Regions from separate parts of the Homo sapiens genome. Here region 2 is linked to region 1. Evidence: chromatin loops called from intact Hi-C (ENCODE). Cell type or tissue: HepG2. All regions are shown on one strand. Each heading gives the region's core, and the rest is flanking DNA. Links, peaks and the distances in the headings are about the cores only. Region 1 has its middle 320 kb from the start of TANK-AS1. Region 2 has its middle 270 kb from the start of RBMS1.

Region 1 (4,402 bases), core at 220-4,219:
GCACAGAGTTGTTCATGGTCTTCCTCTATTATCCTTCTAATGGTTTTGATTTTTCCTTTTCCTAATAATTGGTGACTTAAGTACCTTTTTGCGTGATTATTGGCCTTTAATGCTTTAAAAAACATATCAAATATATGAGTCTAGCCAATAAATTTCCACTGGTTTTTCTGTGCCCTAAGTACCTGTTTATTGTTCTACTGGGGCAAACCAGCACTCAGTTTACCACTAGGGAAGGGAGAGAAACTGAAACATCACCATATGGCAGGTGCTTTTCCTCCATAATCCAGGTTCTTACCATTTTACTAAAATGACAAGTCTGTTATGTTCAAATGCCTCTTTGAAGATAAATGTTTAACAAGTACCTTAAATAATAAATACATTATATTCATATAATCCTGCTATCAAACAGGGAGACAAAGACTAGGAAAATGCACAAGCTCAGCCCATCACCTGAAAGAACCTCATCTTCCTTGATGCTGGAGCTGATTTTGAATGCACTCTATGTCCAAAAGATAGTTAAGATCAGTTCTTCACTATTAGCCTCAAATAGGCTTTCAGTCTATTACACAAATTCCAGAAAAATTCCTCTACTTTTTCCTTTCTACTATTCTCTTGGACAGAATAGGGTGAGGAATTAGGCTTTAATTTGTTTCTGTGACTTGTGGTCAAGGTAGTACATCCTATTTGCCCTAACCCCTCCCGTCTCCGCTTTTCAGAGTAGAACCTGTCTTTCCTTCCCTCCCTCTCTCTCCCTCTCTTTCCCTACTGTCCCTTACACTCTCTTCCTAGTGCTTCACTGCTGTGGGGCTGTAACTCTCAAGGCTAAATAAAATAGATAGGAAGCCCCACTGTGCCACATTTAACTTATTTTAAAATAAATGTGGTCAGAAGACAATAATGGAGACAAACTTCTTGCCATGTTGATTCTAGGTTTCAGAGAACTATTTTTTCCTCCATCGAACTATGTTTAAAAAATAACCGGAATTATGCAATAAAAGAATGGTACTCCCCATCCTGAATATATGCAAAGTTAAAAGAATATTATCTATGAAATGACTGCTTTTGTAAAAATTTCATTTAAAAAGATGAGATTTAGAAGACAGCTGAATTCCGTTTTTCCTCCCACCCTATCCACATATAGAAGATCTTCAAGTGTTCCTAGATTTGAGTGCAAAAGAGGACAATTTCTCTCCCGTTTATTCACAAAGTAGAGAACCTGGGCTCTGATAAAGGCTGTACCTCTTGTCCTTTGAGTGTCTTTTCACTTCCATCGGAAGCCTTAAAAGCGAGAGATAACTTTTTTTTTTTTTTTAGCATGGACTTACATTTAAACTCTGACTTTAGGGTGATTCTAACTTAGTTCTGAATCGATAAATATTTACCTTCTTTTAAACCTCAATATTCTTTGTCTGTTTAATATCCTCTAACACTTTGTAATGATTTGTAAACATCTGAAAAATATAAGAAAATGACAAAAAAGATGGGAAGTTTACCCAGGAGCTGAGCATATGGTTCAGCAGAGAAGTTTATGGAGACAGCTGGTATTATATGATATGACAGCAGAATTTTCTGTGTAATGTGCAGGGTAAACCTGTTTCCAGTAAAGCTCATAGAAGAAAATCTATATAGACATTATAACACCTTTGAGTTCATACTCTATCCTTTGGTAGCTATGTGGTCTTAATCATGCTACCCAACTTCTCTGAACCTTAGTTTTCTCAACTATGAATTGCAGATAACATAGACTAAATGAAATAATTTACATTATAGTGATTAAGTTTTAAGTTCCATACTGCTACTGTGTAAATGTGAAACAACAGGTTAGTGTATGTTGCCCTCTCTCCCACTTTCTCCTTGCTTCCTGTTTCAGTATAACTTATTAACTTATAGAGGTGATAGGACACTGCTGATGCAAATATTGAGCGTGTATGAATATGCTCACTCCCTACTCTTCGTTTACTCACTAGCTTGTTTTTCTATTTGATAATGATGTGATTTGTGTTAGTACATACATGCGTGCTTGGTCTTCTTTATAATGCTGGCTCACAGGTGTTAAATAAAGAGCTGACGTTTATGTGTTAGATACAGGGCTCATGAAGAGAAAAAGGTCTCAGGCTTGTCTTCATTAATCCTGGGTTACACTGTCTACATTCCTACCAGTATACCCAGTCAAGTTAGCTGTGTTAGTAAGATGATGAGGTTTACAAAAACATGGTTTTTCTCTTTGATTGCACTTTCCTTGTACTGTGTAGACAATGACATTGGGAACAAAGAGTCACATAATACTCATGTGTTTCTCTACTGCAGCAGCTAAATGTCACGGGCTTGTCCTCTAGTACCTTGGTGCTTAGACAAGACTACCATGTTAGCACAAAAAAGCAGGGCACAATGTTGACTTTGTGCTCAATCCTAGGCTGCTCTGGGAAGCCTTTGGAATGTACACATTATTCTCAAGGCTATTGAAAAGCCCACACAAAGAGATGGATTCTGTATACCCTCATGAATGGTTTGCTGTATACACCTTTCCTGGAAAGCTAAGGAAAATTCTCAGCCCCTGATTTCTGGCTGAGGAAACCATACCTCCAATCTGAGACTATCTGTTTGTTACATATGAACAGAATGTGGATTATGAATCACTTCACCAAACATTCAAAAACCACGTACACAAGAACCTGATCAAAAATTTAGGTACCTACAGTATTTTGTGTGTGTGTGTGTGTGTGTGTGTGTGTGTGTGTGTGTGTGTTATTCATGAACTCTGGGAGCTTACTTTGTGAGCCTGTTTTTCTTTTGCATACTGAAAGGGAAGGAGTCTTGTCTAAGAATTCAATTATATTAGAATACAAATTGGATTTTCAATGCTTTTGCTGGTTCATTGCGCTGTTGAAGGCTAGAGGTGATCACACTTTGTTTATCAGAGTTTCCCAGTTGCTTTTGGTGATGTAAATATAGACTAAGAACTTATTAGACTTATTAGAGGTTGAGTGAGTACAGGGAAAGTGAAATTTCTCTGTACAAAATATAAGTCTATTAGAAAACTGTCAGATTGAAGCAGGAGAGGAAAAGTGAAGAATCTTAATGGGAGAGATAGAGACCAGAGAAGAGGATGGCAAGCTCTGGCCTAAGGAATTCTGGCCAGTAAGGAATTCCCTTGGCAGGGAAATGATACTGGCATTTTATGAGTGAGGCCTACTACTAATTTTGAAGTTATTTCCTAGAAGATCCTATGCTATTTCCCTTCAACTTTAGTAAAACCTGATTTACACACTAGTGGTTCACCAGGAAAATAAAAGTATCCAAGTCTTACTTCCATGGCAGGGGGGATGGGGGTCAGAGGAAGGAGGATGGGGTATAGAAGGTGAGTTTCAGATTAGAGATCAAAATTCAATACAAGATATTGGAACCAGAGATAACTGGGGGAAATGTCAGACATACAAGAATCCGTGGAGACATGTGGGAGAAAGAGAAATGTTTAAGTTTCTGTATTTGAATATTAAAGACAAAAATGCTGCCAAAATGGAAGGAACTGGGGAGATAACCACCTCCAGAGTTATACTTGGGAGATACTAGAGCGACATGAAAGATACACACACACAAAACTTATTCCTCTACACGCTTTTGCATTTGCAACAAAATATATGAGGTAGGAATCTGGTCACATCCAACCCTCAAAGCCCCTGATTTGTGATGTTATACTCTAAGAAGAGTCAACATACATCTGGGAGAGCATTTCCAGATCATCTGGCCTATTCTCAAATACATTCTGCCCAGAGTCAGATCGTTTCAGGAATGTAGTATTAAATGATGTGGTTGCTGTGGTATGTTTCTGCTGCTGGGTCATGTTTCACATTCTGCAGCAATGAGGCCCACAGAGATAATCCCAGGAAACCTGTAGGCACTGGAATAAGACTGCCTCAGCTTCCAAGGAATTCAGTGTAGTGGGAGAGAAAGCCAAACACACTTTATCACAATAAAATGTGATAAGTGCTATAATAGAGATCTATATCAGGTGCTGTGGGAGCACAGAGAAGGGAGTCTTTTACTCTGCCTGGGGAGGACACAGGGAGACTGAAGGAAGCATTCCTCCACAAAGTGATGTCTGAACTGTCATTGATGGAAAGAAAAGGGAGAGGGGGACATTCCAGGCTGAAGGGAACAATGCCCACAAAGACTCAAGATGTGAAAAAGCTTAGAATATTCTGGGGACAGTATAGCCTGCCTGTTGGGGTTATCCAGAGGGAAACGGAAGACAAATGGCAGAGATGAAAAAGGAGTAGACATGCCAATGTTAAGAATTTGAACTGTATGGGGACCTACTTAATATTCCAAGAAACCCATAGGGATTAGTAGATTGAGATAGCCACTGGAGTCTTGTTTTTGAAGGAGTAGAGGACGGGGAGGT
Region 2 (4,402 bases), core at 311-4,310, 74 kb after region 1:
GGTCAGGGACCCACTTGAGGAGGCAGTCTGCCCATTCTCAGATCTCAAGCTGTGTGCTGGGAGAACCACTACTCTCTTCAAAGCTGTCAGACAGGGACATTTAAGTCTGCAGAGGTTACTGCTGCCTTTTGTTTGTCTGTGCCCTGGCCCCAGAGGTGGAGCCTACAGAGGCAGGCAGGCCTCCTTGAGCTGTGGTGGGCTCCACCCAGTTCGAGCTTCCTGGCTGCTTTACCTACTCAAGCCTCGCCCCTCCCCCAGCCTCTCTGCCACCTTGCAGTTTGATCTTGGACTGCTGTGCTAGCAATGAGCAAGGCTCCGTGGGTGTAGGACCCTCCGAGCAAGGTGTGGGATATAATCTCCTGGTGTGCCGTTTGTTAAGCCCGTTGGAAAAGTGCAGTATTAAGGTAGGAGTGACCCGATTTTCCAGGTTCCATCTGTCACCCCTTTCTTTGACTAGGAAGGGGAATTCCCTGACCCCTTGTGCTTCCTGGGTGAGGCGATGCCTCACCCTGCTACGGCTCATGCACGGTGCGGTGTACCCACTGTCCCACACCCACTATCCGGCACTCCCCAGTGAGATGAACCCGGTACCTCAGTTGGAAATGCAGAAATCACCCGTCTTCTGCGTCGCTTACGCTGGGGGCTGTAGACTGGAGCCGTTCCTATTCGTCCATCTTGGCTCCACCCCCCCCCCAGATATGTCTTAATTAGGTTCTCCTATAAGCAGGGCATGAGAAAAAGTCTTAAGTACTGATTATTGATAAATTTGGGGATGAGGAAGAGTAGAATGAGTTGAAAAGGGGGAAACTGACAATATTAAGGTTGCTGCTCTAGGAACTAGGAGCTTGACATCTGCTGCAATCTCCTAAGAAACTATAATGGTCCTCCCAGCCTTGTCCACCTGAGGATGGGGAAACCTCAACATTTATCTACTTATTCCCATCTCCTGTTGGTTGTGCTTGTGCTGGGAACAACAACTCCCCTGTGGCACCAGAGAAAGTCCTGGAGCAAAAAGTAGAAAGATAAGAAGTGGAGTGTGCTCGAGGAGGGTCACTGTTCTGGAGATAAGTCTGAGTTTTCAGGGAATTGTCTGTTGTAGCTGCAGTTGAAATCATAGTAGGCCAAGGAAATCATAGTAGGCCAAGGGGATGTGACAAGATTTCCACCTGTGACCCCACAGGCAGCTGCCACAGGTGGAAATATTAGACTACGTACAGATATTCTCTCACAACTATAAATACCATATAAAAGTTAGCAATAAAATAGAGTGAAAGTGTGTAAAGTGTGTGTGTGTGAATGGGGAAGGGGTAAGTTCAGATTGAGTGATTTGGGAAGAACCCTCTGGGGAGGTGGCATTTGAGCTAATAGCTGAAGCATTTAAAGTAAGCAGGATGGATGCAGAGGAAGAGGATTCTGGGCAGGGAAGGGCAAGGGTAAAGGCCCTAAAATGGAATGATTGTGCATGTGTGAGGAGCAACTGACTGAGACCTACTGAGAGGAGAGAGCCTCTAAGGCCATGGTAAGGAGTTTGCAATTTATTCTAAGTCCTTTGGAAAACCATCAGAAGGTTTTATGCAGGGGGATGGTATGATCTTATTTGTTTTAAATGATACTATGAGCCTATAATGATTTTTTTTATTCATACATGTCAAGTATTCCTGAAGATTTCAATGCAGTTACACTAGATATCATTGGAAAAATATACCTTATTTTGTCTTTAGGCCCAATTATATATAAATCACTATCTTAGACTAAAATCCCAATCTCTTACATTCCACTATAACAAAATTTAATACTCATATTTCAGAATCCATAGAGAAAGCAGCAATAGCAATTAATGGATGTCATAGTTTTTCACCAACTTCTAGCCAAAGGCTCATTAAAGTGAGTCAGGAAAACAGTCAAACCATCATTTGAATAGAAGCTACCAAGACTGTTTAGAGACACATTTAATTCTAGCAGAAAGATGGTTGATTTTTAGGTATTAAAAAGTTTTTAAAATGTTAACATTCACAATTCTCATACAAACTCTTCAGGTTAATACAACTTGCTTTTTCATAAGCAAATTATTTTTATTGGTGATCCCATGGTTTAACAAAAACCCTAAACTGGAACATGGAATACTCAGCTCTAACATTAATTTGTTTTGCAACAACGAATGATTGATCACAAAGTGATCGCAAAGTATTTATTAAGCATCTCTTGTATATGTACTAAGAGTGATGAATTACAAAAATATCAGATATGGTCATGCCTACAAGGGTAAAAATATATAGTCACTACCTCAAATTTCATGTAAATGTGCAGGAAATACTGCATTGACACTCCAACACATGATTCTTAAAAAAAAAAAAAAAATGCTGGGCGTGATGGCTCACACCTGTAATCCTAGCACTTTGGGAGGCCAAGGTGGGTGAATCACAAGTCAGGAGTTCGAGACCAGCCTGGCAAACATGGTGAAACCTCGTCTCTACTAAAAATACAAAAAATTAGCTGGGCATAGTGGTGGGCACCTGTAATCTCAGCCACTGGGGAGGCTGAGGCAGGAGAATCACTTGAACCCAGGAGGTTGCAGTGAGCCGAGATCATGCCACTGCACTCCAACCCAGGTGACAGAGTGAGACTCCATTAAAAAAAAAAAAGAGAGAGAGAGAGAGAGAGAAAGAGAAAGAAAAGAAAGGAAAAGAAAAAGAAAGAAAGAAGAAAAAGACTAGGCTTAGACTAGACTCAGAAAAAATGTATCCTAATAATCCCTAATAAATGTGAGATTAGTTTTTTTTTTAAAGCTGTAAATTACATTTTCAAGAGTTAAGGTTTTCCTGCTTAATGAAATTCATTTACAGAAATCATACTGCACTGTTGCGTGAATATTCTGCTACCAAATAAACAATAGTCCATCCGTCTGAGGACAGTTGTAATCCTAATACTTTTGCTAGAATTGCAGGAGACACTGAAAACATCTTCATTCCTTGTGGCAAGTTCCCTCCAGACTAAGTGCTAAATATGATTCTGGTTTGACATATTCTCTCCCTGTGCTTGAGAAACCATAAACTCAAGTGTTCAGATGCTCAGATCCACATATATCAAGTAATTTTCTTGCTTTGCTGTTTTCACTGTCTTCAAGTATTTGTGATTCATTTTGGTTTCTTTGATTTATAAGTCAACATTTGAAAAGGTATAACTGCAAATGTGGGTAACTTTTTCAGAAGGGAGATTACTAGAAGAAATCTGGGATCAACAGGAAGTGAACCTTTGAGTTGAAATTGTCTTATAGGAAAAGTGATACATACCGTTGTATATAGCTACCAGTCTTGATAAGTTTAAGAGAGTTTGTATTTCCTTTTTATTTTACTACACCCTTCTCAGGATTTAGGAACAAAAATACCTAAGTTAAATATTGATGCTTATAGTTGGGTAAAGTCATTCTATAATTATTTGTCATATAGAAAGTCATTCTATAATTATTTGTCATAGTTGTCATATATTGCCATATAATCTATTTGGTAAATAAATTATTTCATGGGCTACCTCAAATAGCCAGCTTATAGACAGTTTATTACTCTTTATGTTAAAGTCAAGCTCAGACCTTTATACATGCAAAAAAAAAAAAAGAAGTAGGTCAGTTCGATGTTTTATAGAGACGGAGCTGTAATGTGAGTTTGGAGAGCCTAAAGAGGAATGGAAAAGAAAAGTTCACTTGCAGAAATGCATCAGGAAGCACCCATAAAGCAAAAACTAATAGTAATTACTCAAATGCATTTTAAATTGACAAATCACTCACCTCTGTAACTTCCTAACATTGCAGAGCTCGAAAAGACACATTTCAGTGGAAGGAACTAAAGACCACTTGAAAAGGAATGAAAGCATGTTGCCCTAAGCCAGATTGCAGCAATATGTTGACCTTGGGACAATGAATGATTGGTCACAAAGTGATCACAAAATATTTATTAAGCATCTAACAGATATCCGAGTTAGAGTGAGTTTTATGAGAAATCAAGAAGAGTTCCTCTTAAAGCACCTCTTGGAGAAAACAACACAAATTAGATCAAGAGGGGGAGAAAAATGGGGCCTCACCCAGTGATTAAAGAAAATGATAATGGGGTGGAGCCAACATGGCTGAATAGGAACATCTCTGGCCTACAGCTCCCAGCATCAGCGACGCAGAAGACGGGCGATTTCTGCATTTCCATCTGAGGTATCGGGTTCATCTCACTAGGGAGTGCCAGACAGTGGGTGCGGCACAGTGGGTGCAGCGCACCATACGTGAGCCAAAGCAGGGCGAGGCAAGGAGCAGGGCGAGGCAAGGGGTCAGGGAAGCACGAGGGGTCAGGGAGTTCCCTTTCCTAGTCAAAGAAAGGGGTGACAGATGGCACCTGCAAAATCGGGTCACTCCCACCCCAAT

The links. A loop is a pair of places that touch in the nucleus more often than their neighbours do. Peaks named below come from ENCODE experiments on the same cell type or tissue, not always from the same donor. Only the 100,000 strongest peaks of a DNase experiment are listed, where the experiment ranks them.
Region 2: it touches region 1 in a loop (2.6-fold over the local background); 1 of 110 quality-filtered maps calls a loop at or near these places.

The regions. Positions count from the first base shown.
Region 1 is chr2:160,836,371-160,840,772 of GRCh38, reverse strand. No RefSeq gene overlaps it. Among named protein-coding and RNA genes, the nearest start is that of TANK-AS1, 320 kb to the left of the region's middle. In HepG2, for the core only: no CTCF peak of the experiment used is centred there; a DNase peak (open chromatin) is centred at 2,292.
Region 2 is chr2:160,762,787-160,767,188 of GRCh38, reverse strand. No RefSeq gene overlaps it. Among named protein-coding and RNA genes, the nearest start is that of RBMS1, 270 kb to the right of the region's middle. In HepG2, for the core only: no CTCF peak of the experiment used is centred there; no DNase peak of the experiment used is centred there.